Regions from separate parts of the Mus musculus genome. Here region 1 is linked to region 2. Evidence: chromatin contacts called from ENCODE Hi-C data. All regions are on one chromosome and are shown on one strand. Each heading gives the region's core, a stretch centred on a gene start or an enhancer-like site at or near the end of the contact. The rest is flanking DNA. Distances are from core to core; before and after follow the strand shown. Region 1 has its middle 78 kb from the start of Gm34044. Region 2 has its middle 120 kb from the start of Gm33843.

Region 1 (6,988 bases), core at 2,226-4,725, 830 kb before region 2:
CTTTTAATTTACCATATTTCCCTTGTTTCCAAATCAGCCATGTTCTCTGTTTATCTTTATTTCTTAATTGTAAATATTGTAATGGCTTCTACCTCACATTGAATGGCCACATTGAATGGTGGGTCACAATAAAAAGTGCATTTCTCCAGATTGCTTACCTCCCTCTGGATGAAAATTCCATTTAGTTTGTTTTGAAATTCTTGTTGTTTCCAGGTTTCATTACAGCCTACACACTGAAGTTTAGAATGTCAATCATCTTTGCATAATTAATTACCCCCACACTAAAATTTTCTATTAAACTTTCTGTAATTTAATGTCTAATGTTCTTATCCCATTCAAGACTCTGATATCCTATGAGGTCCTTGTTTTTGTAAAGGTACTTTCCTTTGCCCATTGCTAACATTGGATTGGTTCAAATTCTTCATATGTTTTCAAATTTACCTAAGAAAAACGACCTGTCCAACTTGTGAACTATTCACAGGATATAAACAGTTCAAAGAACAAGTGATGGGCAGTTATACAGTCAGACACTGTTCAGCCGAAAGCACTATTGACACAGATTGTTTCTCTGCACACTGGGCTCAACAAAGCCAACATAATTCACACAGAGAATCCTTCTGGAGGGCATTGAATTAATCAAATTGAAGAAATGACAGTCAAGGAAATAGTGAATGTGTTGTATGGAATGTTCAGAAGTGATCTTGCGTACACACACACACACACACACACACACACTGTTTAGAAAAACTGCTGTCAGTGAGATGGCTCAGTGGGTAAGAGCACCTGTGGGGAGCGGGTGTGGCGGCAGTCCCAAAGGTGCCAGGGACTGCAGCTAAGTCATATGACTTGCACCTAACTTCCTCATATAAGACACAAACATCTTGAGTGCTGCGCAGGTGTACCAGGATACAGGTAAATCCAATTTGGTGGAGATTTGCCCCTGCTGCCCTGATTAGCTGAAGCCTCGTGACTGGCGAGGGGGCGTGGCCTGCGGTGCGTGGATGAGAGAAAGTATAAAAGGAGTGAGAGGCCCAGGGTTCGGGTAAGAATCAGGACTGAATAAACTGCTGTTAGAAGGACTGGTGGTCGCGTCGTTCTTGCTGGTCGAGAGCGGGCGCGACAAGCGCCCGACTGCTCTTCCCAAGGTTCAGAGTTCAAATCCCAGCAACCACATGGTGGCTCACAACCATCCATAATGAGATCTGACTCCCTCTTCTGGAGTGTCTGAAGACAGCTACAATGTACTTACATATAATAAATAAATTTAAAAAAATAAATAAATAAAAAGAGAAAGAGAAGGATCCCATGGATTTACTCTTAACTGCAAGTTGGGGAGATGGGTGAGGAGTGACAAAGGGGATGCAGCTCAGGAGGAACCTGAGAAACATTCCCAGAAGGGAACATGGACGGGGGTGGGGTGGGGCGAGGTGGGGAGCTTGAAGCAAGACTCCTGGGAAGTGAGAAGCAAGCTGAAGACACCAGCTGTCATTGACAGACATCCTTCTCCACCATTTTACCCAACACACAGAAAACTGTCACTCCTCAGCAAGAACCCATTTTGTCATGATAGAACTAGGGTTTGGTCTACTCTATCGGTTCTACAAACACATTGGCATGAGGGCTTCAGTTCAGGGACTGCACCCATCTCTCGGTTAACATGATCACAGTTTAGTCAGCAGGTGATCACAAGATATCTTGGAGGCCTAGGGATCTACATTTTGCAGACAACAATAACTCCATTTCTTACCTGGTTAGTTTGGAACCTGGCAGCATCCAGTCCTTTTCTGCTTACCATTCTCATAGAGGCTCAGGCAAGGGACCTGCATATGTTTCTTCTCCCAGGAGAACTTCCATGGACAAGAAAATGTACACCAGGGTTGGATAAAACTTAACAAATGCTGGGTGGAGGGGTTAAATGTTATTTTCTTTAAAAAATAATAATATACCTATTTTATTCTAATAGTTTTTGCCTTTAGGGAGTTTATATATAAACCCAGAGACTGCGAGGTGAAGACACATTTAAAAAAATTGATATGATCGTTGTATATTTACTTTTAAACCAGACAAGCATATAATCAAACCAAACCACAAACAAACAAACAAACAACCCAAATCAAGGCACTTCCCAGATGATTAAGTCAAGAGCAAAATGACCCGGCCCAAAGAATGAGGGCCTAGCATCAAAAAAGTGTCATGGATTAATTTTTACTGGAGTTCAATGTGCTATATGCCACTGCCAAGAGAAAAGAATCTTGCCTGGTCTCAGTTTTTTTCAGATTCTTTGACTCTAATAAGAATGAATATTAAACTAAATTGTTAGCAGCTGGTTGCCTATCTAAACCTAGCAAAGTTCCTGGGAGCTATTATAGAGGTTTTAGAAAGCTGACCTAGTGTGCCTCACACAGTTGTTGGAAAGAGTGGCCTCTTTTCCAGGTGCATTGTTACAGTCGTTCAAATTCACCATCAGAAAAGCAGGGGACATTTCTCCCCAACAGTGAAATCTGCTAAGGCAAGGTACACACCTTCCCTACATCTTGACTGTTCTCCACAGTTCTGCTAGAACTTTTGTGTAAACTTTTCCTTATCCTTGGCTACTTTTGTTATGGAAGCCTCTCTCCTGAAGAACGCCTGCATCTTTGAATAGGATCCTAGCCATGTCTCCCAGGAGCCTTTGCGGGATTTCTGCACTTGCCTGACACCATGTTTAAATGACACTTTCGTGGTTTGCAACAAAAAATAACAGGCCTTTTTCAGGAGATGAACAAAGAACAACAAATAAAGTCATATCGCCAAGCTTGGATAAATAAATACTAGGCAAATCTACAATTTAAAAATCTCTTGTAAGAACCAGGGGAGATTCTTAACATCTTTCTTATTTAGGCCTCCACAACCCCCCCTTTCCTTTGCAGGAAATAGTTTCATTTTTCTGCCAATAAATTGCTTTGTGATATATATTTTGAGATCAACTTAGCTTTTTCTGCTTTTTGGCCTATTAAACGGAAGGCTCGGGGGTTGGGGGGTGAATCAAACTTTACAACCTGGTATTTTCACATCTGGCAACTTTTCGTTTCCTGGATATGTTAGATAATTTACAAACTATGTGTTTTGATGCCTTGTCACTTAAAGTGTATTTAGGGAGGTTAAAAAAAAAAAGTCCCCCACTGAACAATCGGTTGAATATGCTGCAAACCATGCTTTATCTAAATACCCCCACAAAAATACCCCACACTGAGTATTTATAATTTTAGATGCCACACATAAAGTGTATACATGTTGCAGTAATTATATACATATTGAATGCGGTAAGGGAGAAAGATGGATATTATTGTAACTCTCATTCAGTCACTGATGAAAATTTTGTCAACCCAAAATGAAAATCTACAAAAATCCCTTGTTAAAAGCACCTTCACACTCGTATTGAAACTGTGTGTGTGTGTGTGTGTGTGTGTGTGTGTGTGTGTGTGTGTTTAATACGTCCACACACTATGAAATGTTTTTGGATCAAGTCTGAATACAATATATTTTAGGCTTTCTCTTCCTAAAAGGGTAATACAGAGCTTGTGAAAACGCAGGTCCATTTCTGAGTTAGTTGTTTACGAAAAAGCACATGCTAATGTAACAGTGTATATGGAATTAAAGAGAAAATGTCAAACACGCCGTGACATCCAAAATACATTCAGCTGCTGCCTTTTACTATGGGGACTTTCATTCTGCCGCGGACTGCCTCCAAGACCCAGTGGTTTTGTGTGTTGGGTTAAAAATAGCCTGCCAAGCCTGACAACTAGATTCTGATTGGCCCGAAAGGGAGGCCGTTCAGCCAATGAGAGCGTCTGGGAACAAAAGCAATTCTTTTGTGTGTATGTGTGTGAGAGAGAGATGCTCAACCCACGTCAAAACAGCTTCGGGCTGTAGAAATGATTTGGGTAGAGATTTAACAAGGTAATAATGCATTTCAGCCCTCTGAAAGGTTTGAAGCGGAACAAAGCGGGGGGTGGGGTGAGGGGAGCCGGGAAATCTACAAAAGAAATGGAGCCAGAGCTCAGCTTCTACCGATGAATCATATGGGTGTTCGTGCTACAAGCAATACTCGTTTTCCTTCCCCCCACCTCCCTGAGACCTTTACTTACTTTTCAGGCATTTTCTCCTCCCAAACAGACAAAAGCCATCAAAGGCTTTTTACTAATGTGCAAGTTTGTTGTTGTGATTCGCTGGCAAGGAGAAAGGGACAAAACCCAACTACAAAACTCATTTCATTAAATGTCACAAAAAGAAAACAAAGACCCATGAGTTGTACGCCGTGAGTAGTGAAGATCCTGAAACTTTGAGCTTTAGATTGTGGGTATCAAACACAGCCCACACTCTCAAAGACAGTTCCGGGTCGCTCTCCAGATATGGAAAACAAAGAGGGACTTGATTAGAGACAGCTCTGGGTGCTCAAGGCCTTGCGAGCATCGGGCCGCCAGGGGTCGCTGTTGCACAGTCGACGAATCTCTTCCGCGGCGCTTTCCTGTGTGTCTTTAAGGAAAGAAATAGGATTTGATAGGTACTTCTAGCTTAGGACTAAAAAGGGGTTTGGGGGGGGGGGGTGAGGGGGCGCTGTCGCCGTTTGAAATCCTTAAGTACGGCTTATGATCAACACTATGGGACAAAGCAACCGAAAACACAATTTACTATACAGGGAATTTAGTGCCACGGAGGACAAATGTTGCTGCAATAACTTGGTATTGTGACTTAAGAGAGCTTTTCCTAAACCACGTCGCGATTTTAAATTAGATGAAAAGAGTGAGCACACAACGCTGTTACGGATACCTTATTGTCTCCAATATGTATATGCGAGTGACCTGTGTAATGTACCCAGCCAGACGTGTTTTGGCAAAACAATTCAGATAATACGTGGCTTACATATTAACCACAGAGGAAAGTGTCAGTTCAACACACTGTTTTCCTCTTGAGCGTAGATTTCACGGTACAGGACACATAAGCAAAACTTAAGAAACCTTTACTCCTGGTGTGGGTGTGGCATCTAAAATAACCCCGCTTCTGAGTAAAAGAGGAACAAACGTTTATAGTCTAATTGGGCATGATAAACTAACAATGCCCAAACATTTTCTGTTTGAGAAAAAGCATAACATATTTATTTGTGAAGTATTGTTCCAAAGTACATATTGGAGCCAGTAATGGACTTTTTTCCCCTGTTCATATTCATCTAGCAAACATACAAAACTGGAAGCGTCCTGTGCCTTTCTTTTTCTATGACACTCAATTATAATGCGTTGTACACAGCATATAAGGAACTAAAAGGCAAAGAATAAAACCTACTGATTAACTATATTTCCAAACAGCTACATTCCCAGAAGACTGTGTGTATGCCTGCCTGCACGTATTCAGCATTCGACAGCTCCAAAAACAAGGTCTATTCCCTTAAGGACTGTCATGAGTTTTATGAAGTTTGCTCAATCATGTTGGCCTAACAGCAGCTAGAGAAACTGATCATTTAGCCAGTAGGTATAATTGTCGTAGAGAGCCCAAGAGACTTAATAGAAATAGCATGAGGTGGTGTCAGTGGAAGAGTGTTGGGCCACCGTATGTATACTGCCTTATTCCATGCATTGGCTGAGTTCCTTACTTGCTCAAACCCAGGCCTTGCAGCTGCCCCCCATGCCAGACCCATCCCATTGGCAAGCACCAATCCCTAATTTTACTAAAGATGCTCTGTTATGCTTCAGACAGGAGCATCTTGTCCTCTGAGAGGCTCCAACCAGCAGCTGATTGAGACAGTTTCAGACACCCACAGCCAAACAGTACATGGAGCTTGGGAACTCCTACGGGAGAATAGGAGGAAGGATTGCAGGCCAGAAGGGGATAAGGACCCCATAGGAAGACCAACAGAGTCAACTAACCTTTGGGGCTCTCAGAATCTGAACTACCAACCAAAGAACATACACAGGCTGGACCTAGGCCTTCCCGTACATATGTAGCAGATATGCAGCTTGGCCTTCATGTGAGTCCCAAATAACTGGAATGGAGGGATTGACGTGACTGCCCCAAAAGCTGATGCCTGTAGGTGGGATATGTTCTTCTAGTTGGGCTGCCTCCTCGTCTTGCCTCAGTGGGAAGAGAAGTGCCTAGCATGGAGGAGACTTGATGTCCCAGGGTGGGGTGTGTTCTCAGAGGGGCCCCTACCAGCTCAGATGAGAACGGGGGGGGGGGGGGAGGGAGAGTGGGGGAAGGGTTGCGGAAGGGGGTGACTGGGATGGAGGCTGTGAGCTAGACGTAAAGTGAATAAGTAAAAAAATAAAATTAAAGAGAGAGACAGAGACAGAGACAGAGAGATGAGAAAATGCAAGCAGTTGTTGCCCACACTGCTCCACCTCTATAGCCACCTTCATCATCTGCTTAGAGTCACACATGTTCTTTACAAGAAAGCAAACTTACTTTTTCTATACATGGCGTTCACTCCGATGAAGTCATTCCTAATCTCATTCCTAGTCACATCCATTAAATGAGTGTTTAAAGATTTCTTCCATTTCCTTCCTGCTTCCCTTCCATTTCCTTCCTGCTTCCCTTCCATTTCCTCTCTGCTTCCCTTCCATTTCCTCTCTGCTTCCCTTCCATTTCCATCCTGTTTTCCTTCAACATTCACTCTTTCCACTGCAGGAAGTAGCAGACTGTCTGTCATGTTCATTCCCCCAGACAGGAAGATGGAAGAGTAAGAGAATTCCTTAATCTTTGCTGTGCTATTTCTATTAAATCCCCTGGGCTCTCTATAATTATACCTACGTGCTGAATGATCAATTCCTCTAGCTGCTCCTCGCTGCTGTTAGGCCAACATGATTAAGCAAACTTCATAAAGCTCACAACAGTACTGAAGGGAATAGACTTCATTTTCTACTTATTGCATGGTGAAAATTACATAGGGGCATGCATTTCTGCGGTTGGTTTCCAGACCTCTAACAATAATTAAGGGGAAACACAGATGGACTCACAA
Region 2 (7,510 bases), core at 2,226-4,725:
TCCTACCAGAGAAATCCTACAGCTAATAATCACCATTAGTGAAGTATCTGGACACAAAATTAACTCCATGAAATCAGTAACCCTCTTCAACACAAGTGATAAATGGGCTGAGAAAGATGTTAGGGAAATTGTAACCTTCACAATTGCCAGAAATAATATAAAATACCTGGTTTAACTCTAATCAAGAAAGTGAAGGATCTGAATGACAAGAACCTCCAGTCTCTGAAGAAATAAATTGAGGAGATATCAGAAGGTGGAAAGATCTCACTTGCTCAAGGATAAGTAGGATTAATATAGTGAACATGGCCATGTTACTAAAAGCAATCTGCAGATTCAATGCAATTCCCATCAAAATTCCAACACAATTCTTCAAGAACAATCCTCAACTTCATACAGAATAACAAAAAACATAGGATAGCTAAAATGATCCTAAACAATAAAAGAACTTTTGAAGATACCACTATCTCTGACTTCAAACTGTACTCCAGAGCAATAGTAATAAACACTGTGTGCAAATGGTATAGAAACAGACAGGTGAATCAATGGAATTGAATCAAAGACCCAGAAATAAACCTACATACCTATGGACACTTGATATTTGACAAAGAAACAAAAACCATTCAATGAAAAAGGGAGAACAACTTCAACAAATGGTGCTGGTCCAACTTGTTCACATGTGGAAGAATGTAAGTAGGTCCATATTTATAACCCTGCACAAAACTCAATTTCAAAGGATCAAAGACCTCAACATAAAACCAGGCACATCAGAAGAACAGAAAGGGGGGTAGGGGGATAGCCTTGAACTCATCAGTACAGGAGACAACTTCCTGAACAGAACTCCAATGGCTCAGACACTCACATAAAGCATTAATAAATGAAACCTCAAGAAACTGAAAAGCTTCTATAAGTAAAGGACCCCATTGTCAGGAGAAAACAACAACCTTCAGCTTGGGAAAAAGAGCTTCACTAACCCTACAACTGACAGAGGGCTAATATCCAAAATATACAAAGAACTCAAGAAGTGAGGCAACAACAATCCCAATAACCTAATTAAAAATGGGGTACAGAGCAGAAAATTATCAACAGAGGAGTCTTGAATGGTCAAGAAGCACCTCAAGAAACGTTCCATATCCTTAGTCGTGAGGGGAATACAAATCAAAATGACCCTGAGATTCCACCTCACACCCGTCAGTATGGCTAAGATCAAAAAACTCAAAGGACAAAACACTGGCAAACCACAAAGACTGGAGCAGGGGCTATTCTTGAGCCTGTTCCCTGGCTGCCTTGTCTGGCCTCAGTGGGAGAAGATGCACATAGTCCCACAACCCCAGTGCTGGAGGGGGGGGGGATTGACACCCAGAGAGGGGCGTGAAGGGGTACTGGGAGGAGAAGAAAGGCTGATATAGGGTTGTAAAGGGAATAAATAAATCTAATAAAAAAATACATGGAGATAGAACATAAAAAAACCTTATGTATGAGCAAATATAGGACAGACAGGCTCAAATATCATCAGACTTACTTTCCAGAACAACAACAACAACATACTCCCTCTTTCTTAAAACAGAGACTCCTACGAGGCTGCTTCACTTGGACGGGGGGTGGGGGGTGTGATGGGTTGTAGCGTAGAAGAAACATTAGTAAATGCTCTTGCTAAGACTGCCCATGAAGTCACAGGTTATCTGGACCATAGTGCAACCTGCCCTTCTGACATTTCCTCGGGCTACCTTTCTATGCAGTTTTCCTAGGAAAGAGGAAAAACATTCAAATCCTGCCATACAGCTTCCTAGAAAAAAGTCAGAAAGTTCCCATAGGCTACCTGAACCTAGCCTTGGTTGACAGTAAAATGGCGGTAACGATGTTTGCTTAATGTGGTGATAAATGCAATGTAAAGGGTCTCTAGACATCTTAGCTCTCATTTCCTAAACTCTGCCCTACCCCTTTCTCTCCATTCCTTCTGGAGTTATCGCACCTTTCCCAAGTGACTTCTGGAGAATTCGACCCATTTTGCTACAACCTTTTACAGGAGCCTGGAAATTCAGAGTAGTCAGGAGATTGGGTTTTGAGCAGTTTCATCAGTTCTTTCTTACTACTGCCTCTCTCTCCTTCACAAACAAGTGGCATTCCCTGGCGTTTGCAACTTTACCTTTTACTTCTATTGGAGGCAGATTGTCTAAAGACTGTTGGTAGCACATGGCAAGGGGGCTCTTCCCTAGCATAGAATTCCATTTGGAAGAGAGGTGTGCTTTTCAACATTACCTAACATTGAGATGTTTACAGAGCAAGGGGAACAGCTTTATACATCTCACACATACTTATTGATGAACCCTCCTGGGAACAGACTGTGAGACACCTACATTTGTACACAAGAAAACTAAGCCACACATTGGCTAAGTGCATTAGCCAAAAATCACACAGCTTGTAAGTGGTGATGTGAAGATTTGAACCCTAATACACCTGGTTTTGACATCTCCTCTTTCTACGACGTTTACAGCTTGCTCCCCTCCTTCTGTCAGGAGCTCACTCTATAGCAAGTCCAGGGGACTTTTCAAAGAAAATGAGCCACAAAGAATACTTGACGTAGGCATTGAGTCGAAGTCGCTGGAGCCTGACACTGTTTTCAAATATTCACAACGAAAGCATAAATGCTTTATGGATGGGCAGGTGGTGGTCTGTCTGATCAGCTTTATTTTTCTAAGTAACAGCGTTAGTCTCAGACTGCCAACCCAGAGACCTGCGAAAGGGTTTGTGGTTTGCTATTATTTCCTGGCACTAACTTACCTTGACAGAAAACAGTCTCAAAATTCCCAAGGGTGGCCAGGTTGTCAAGCCTGCTTTCTTGAAAGAAGGAAGCATTCTCACCTCCAGGAGTTGAAGTGGACGTTTTTTTCTGGCTTAGCAGTTGATAACATTGTTTTTACTAAGCATACCTGCATTTCTCCTTCCACAACCAGACTTTAAGAATTAGTTTTCTCTTTTAATCCCCACAAAAGACTACAGTTCCCATTCACCCCCTTGTCTTTGAACGGTGATAAAGGAGAGGTCAAGACTTGAGGGTTCTCTTGTCTCCTCTCCAGGCACATACAGAACCAGAGCCAGCCCCCTGCCTCCGCTTTCTGGTTGCCTGCCACTCAGCTACACGAGGTTCTTTCTCTTACACCAGCTTCTTTTTTGGCCACCAGTAAACACACTGACCTTTTGAAATATGGAAAGAAAAAGCGCTTTGAAATAAAGCTGGCGCAAACTGCGTTCAGACAGCCTCATCTGAAGGCCAGAACAAAGAGGAGCATAGTTTTCAAGCTGTCTTCGTAATTACACCAAGCAGTTATCATTCAGGCCCCGGTCTGGGTCTGAGCGTTAGCCCCACAAACTGGAGGGCAGGGCGGGCACATAGGCCACTTTGTTGCAAAGCCCTCCAGCAAAAGATCCCACGTGGTTGGTACTGTGTTCCAGGACTCTGGGCTCTTTCCTTTCTTCCTTTCCCCCCATTAAACCCCTCAAGTCTCCTTGGCAGAGGCCCCTAGGTGAGGTAAGTGCCAATTAGCACGAAGAAAAAGCTCGATGTGTTCCAGGTTTATGGCTTGGAGCTGGCTTCTCAGGAAAACATCCTTCTCTCCTCAGAAGCCGGGGTGGGCAGAGAGGATCCCGAGTATGGCTCGGATTTCATTCATTTTTTTTTGCTGCTTCTCCCCACTCCCCTCCAGAAAAAAAAAATCATTCCTTTCTGTGGGTTTTTCCAACTTGAAGTGAGGTAAGCAGACGCTTCAGCGACTGAGGTAATCACGGCAGAAGACTCTGAAACTGGGCTGTTGGGAGAAAAAAAATAGCGCCTTTTTTTTTTTTTTTTTGGTTCTTTCGAAATAAATATGGCCAGAATTCAGAACGAGTAGGTGGAGGAGCGCATCTATCTAATTTAAAGGATTGTTAAAGCCTTTTTGGAAACTTCAAATTTGGATCCGACCATTTTTTTTTTCTTCTGGGCCAGAAGCAGCTTTTTATTCATGTCCCCATCATTGGAGGCTTGCCACATTAGTATGTGGAGAAATGGGCCACCGTGACCTGCAGCTAACATCCCGAATCCCTTAAAGACCAAGAGGCTTAGCAACAGAGGCCTGAAGAAGCAGAGCTACAGGCGAACGACTTCTCTCCTCATTAATCACCCTCCATCCTTCAGTGTTTCCAGAGGGCATGAGGGAAGGCAGATGTATATTTAGATACAGGCAAATAGCACACACCGCCACCACATTTTAATGCACTGTTCTGCGCTCATAGTTTGAGTCTTGTGATTTGGATTTTCATTTGCCTGGGAACAAAGCCTGGCTTTTCTTCCCCCATTGGGAAACAGGTGAGGCTCGTTTCCGGAAGCACCATTCCGGTATCCCCGAAGCAGCAGGCTCCCGGGACCAGAGCTTGCTCTCTGCCACCTTCGTGCTGTCTGCAACAGGTGCTGCATTTGCTAGGCACAGCAGAGGTGAAAGTACCCAACTAATCAAATTGTCCTTTTTGCACAATGGCAAGCAATTGTATCCCTTTGTTCTATTGAAACTGTAGAGATAGCGCTAACGCGTATAGTTTACACGTATAGTCTTTTCAAATAGAGGGAGTGGCAGAGTGAGAGATTGCATCTCACTTACCAAGTCCTACTCTTTTAATGGGGGAGGGGGGTAGGACACAGACAGATTGCGTTTCCCAGACTCCTCTGCATTGGGTGGCGTTGTGGCACATGGAATGTGGGCCAAAGTATTGCGCACAACTTCTAAGACTTGTCCCCTAAGCCCTTAAGCAGTATTGACAAAAGAACTAACAGGTCCTCGAATGACAAAAGGGCCAATAGATTTTGTCCGTTTTCCTTTCTCTCTCCCTTGGCTAAACTGTTTGGCTACCTAAAGCTAGCCCACAAGGTCTTATTCCCTTATATGACCACTGTCTCATTCCTGAAACTAAACACCAAGGTTCAGAAACCAAAATTCAGGTTATTTAGCTCCACTAACTAACCTGTCCAATCAGGATCTACCAACTCACTCTGGCACAGACTTACCCCCTTTTCCTTAAAAACTAACACCTACAAAAATACCTGCTGCCTGCTGTCTGCCTTTGCTTAATCCAGTTCCCTAACCCCATCCCCCACCTCCTACCCCTATCTCTACATTTGCCCATCTTGTACAACAAATTTCTTTTATGCTGAGAATTTGGTGTCTGGGCATGTTCTGTATCAACTATGAGGGGCCACCCCACACCCTTACCCTAACTACTCAGTACATCCTTTAAGTAAGTGGAGGACTAGCTGGAGAAAGCCCAGTGGTTGGGTGCTAGAGTTTTGAATGTCATGAATGAAGTAGTGGCCCAGGGATCTCCTCTAACCATTGGCTACTGTGCCCTAGGACATGTACTAGTTATGGAGTAGTCATTACCCAAAGATTCTACTTCCTGCTGTCCATCTTATTCACAGTCCCTGGGTCTGCTCCTGTGAGAAATAGCATACAGCAGAAGGTAGCATTGCATCTACCTATACATGATGGTAGCATCACTCTGGCTACTCCCTTGCTTCTCTCTGTGGGAAGGCCAGGAAGCTGAAGTTTATGAGATGTCCATGTGGTGAGGCAGAGCTGTGCAGAATCAGGTAAGCGAGATTTGAAAAGAATTGTCTAATCTTCGCTGCTCCAGTAGACATTGTGCGTGCGCTTCGGGAGTCCCTGAACCATAGCCAAATCTGCTGAGCTGCTCCTGGATTCTTGACTCCAGAAACTGAGAAATGTTTGAATATTTAAATCACTAAATTTGGGGGACAGTTTGCTACACAGGAATAGATACATACAACATGAATAAGAACTAAACTTCTGTTGTTTTACTGTTTAAGCATTAGGACTACCTACCTGATACAGCCCATAATACATCCTGATGCACACACTGGGACAATGTAGTCAGCAAGCTATGCACGTGACTGAAAAGCACTATGAGTATCTAGGGGTAGAGTCTTTGTTCTTCTTGCTGTCTTACTGGGGACCTACCTCAGCATCTTGCTGAGAACACAGGGGTTGAAAAACATGTGAAAATGAGTATCTCTGACCATAAAAGCCATGGTGTGCTTCTTTATAAATACCAACATAGTCAGTATACCCCTCTTCATCTAAGAAAACATATTCCAATTTATTTATTTTACTTTATGTCTATGAATAATTTGCTTGCACATATGTCTATGTGACGTGTGCATACCCAATGCTCTCGGAGATCAGAAAGGATGCTGAATCCCCTAGAACTGGATGGTAGTGATGGTGGGTACTCCTTCTCTCTCTCCTTCCTTCCTTCCTTCCTTCCTTCCTTCCTTCCTTCCTTCCTTCCTTCCTTCTCTCCTTCCTTCCTTCCTTCTCTCCTTCCTTCCTTCCTTCCTTCCTTCCTTCCTCTCCCTCTCTCTCTCTCTCTCTTTCTTTCTTCCTTCCTTCCTTCCTTCCTTCCTTCCTTCCTTCCTTCCTTCCTTCCTTATTGGTGGGTACAGCAAACTTTATTAATGGTATTTAAGAGAGTAGAGCTCCTTAGAACCCTCTCGTTATTGTGAGGGTCTGGGATAGAAACTGTGAGGGAGATGCTGAATGTTGGGGACTGAGTTGGGACAGGGACTCCCCAGCAACCAAGGGTCTCTCTCTTGCTCTCAGTGTCCTTGCTGGGGTGCGTGGTACAGGGTTTCTTACTCCTTACTCCTTGGAGCCCATGTAGGCCATGAAGTCCCTGTTGCTGTAGCCGTATTCATTGTCATACAAGGAAATGGGCATCATAAAGTTGTTATTGAGAGCAATACCAACCCCAGCATCAAAGATGGAGAAGTGGGAGATACTGTTAAAATCACAGGAGACAACCTGTTCCTCAGTGGATACATTGGAGGTAAGAACGTGGAAGGCTATGCCAGTGAACAGAAGGTTTCCCTTTCAGCTCTGGGATGGCCTTGCCCATAGCCTTGGCAGCACCTGTGGATGCCAGGATGACATTCTGGGCAGCCCCATGGCCATCATGCCAAAGCTTTCCAGAGGGGCCATCCACAGTCTTCTGAGTGGCAGTGATAGCATGTCCTGTAGTCATGAGTTCTTCCATGATGCCAAAGTTGTTATGAGTGACTTTGGCCAGGGGGATAAGCAATTGGTGGTGTAGGAAGCATTGCTGACTATCTTGAGCAATTTGTCATACTTCTCGTGGTTCACACCAATCACAAACATGGGGACATCAGCAGAAGTGATGGAAAAGATAACCATGTTGCTCCCATCCTTAAGTGAACCCTGGCCTTCTCCACGGTGGTGAAGTTGTCAGTAGATGCCTCAACATATTCAGTACCAGCATCATCCCATTTGATGTTAGCGGGATCTTGTTCCTGGAAGATGGTGATGGGCTTCCCATTGATGACAAGCTTCTCATTCTCAGCCTTGACTGTGCCAATAAACTTGCCATGGTTAGAGTCATACTGGAACATGTAGACCATGTAGTTGAGGTCAGTGAAGGGTTCATTGATGACAAGAATATTCACTTT

What was found. Hi-C counts contacts between places; a loop is a spot of excess contacts on that map.
Region 1: a loop to region 2 is called in a map of T-helper 17 cell, with 2.7 times the contacts of the local background. The contact joins two enhancer-like sites. A Hi-C loop is called at or near these places in 2 of 37 maps with a recorded cell type or tissue (T-helper 17 cell and regulatory T cell).

What each region holds. Positions count from the first base shown.
Region 1 is chr10:97,310,619-97,317,606 of GRCm38, reverse strand. No RefSeq gene overlaps it. Among named protein-coding and RNA genes, the nearest start is that of Gm34044, 78 kb to the right of the region's middle. Within about 2 kb of position 3,475, at least 3 of the 3 ENCODE cell types and tissues checked have a DNase peak (open chromatin) inside an H3K27ac peak, as active enhancers do.
Region 2 is chr10:96,476,557-96,484,066 of GRCm38, reverse strand. It overlaps the pseudogene Gm8601. Among named protein-coding and RNA genes, the nearest start is that of Gm33843, 120 kb to the left of the region's middle. Within about 2 kb of position 3,475, at least 1 of the 3 ENCODE cell types and tissues checked has a DNase peak (open chromatin) inside an H3K27ac peak, as active enhancers do.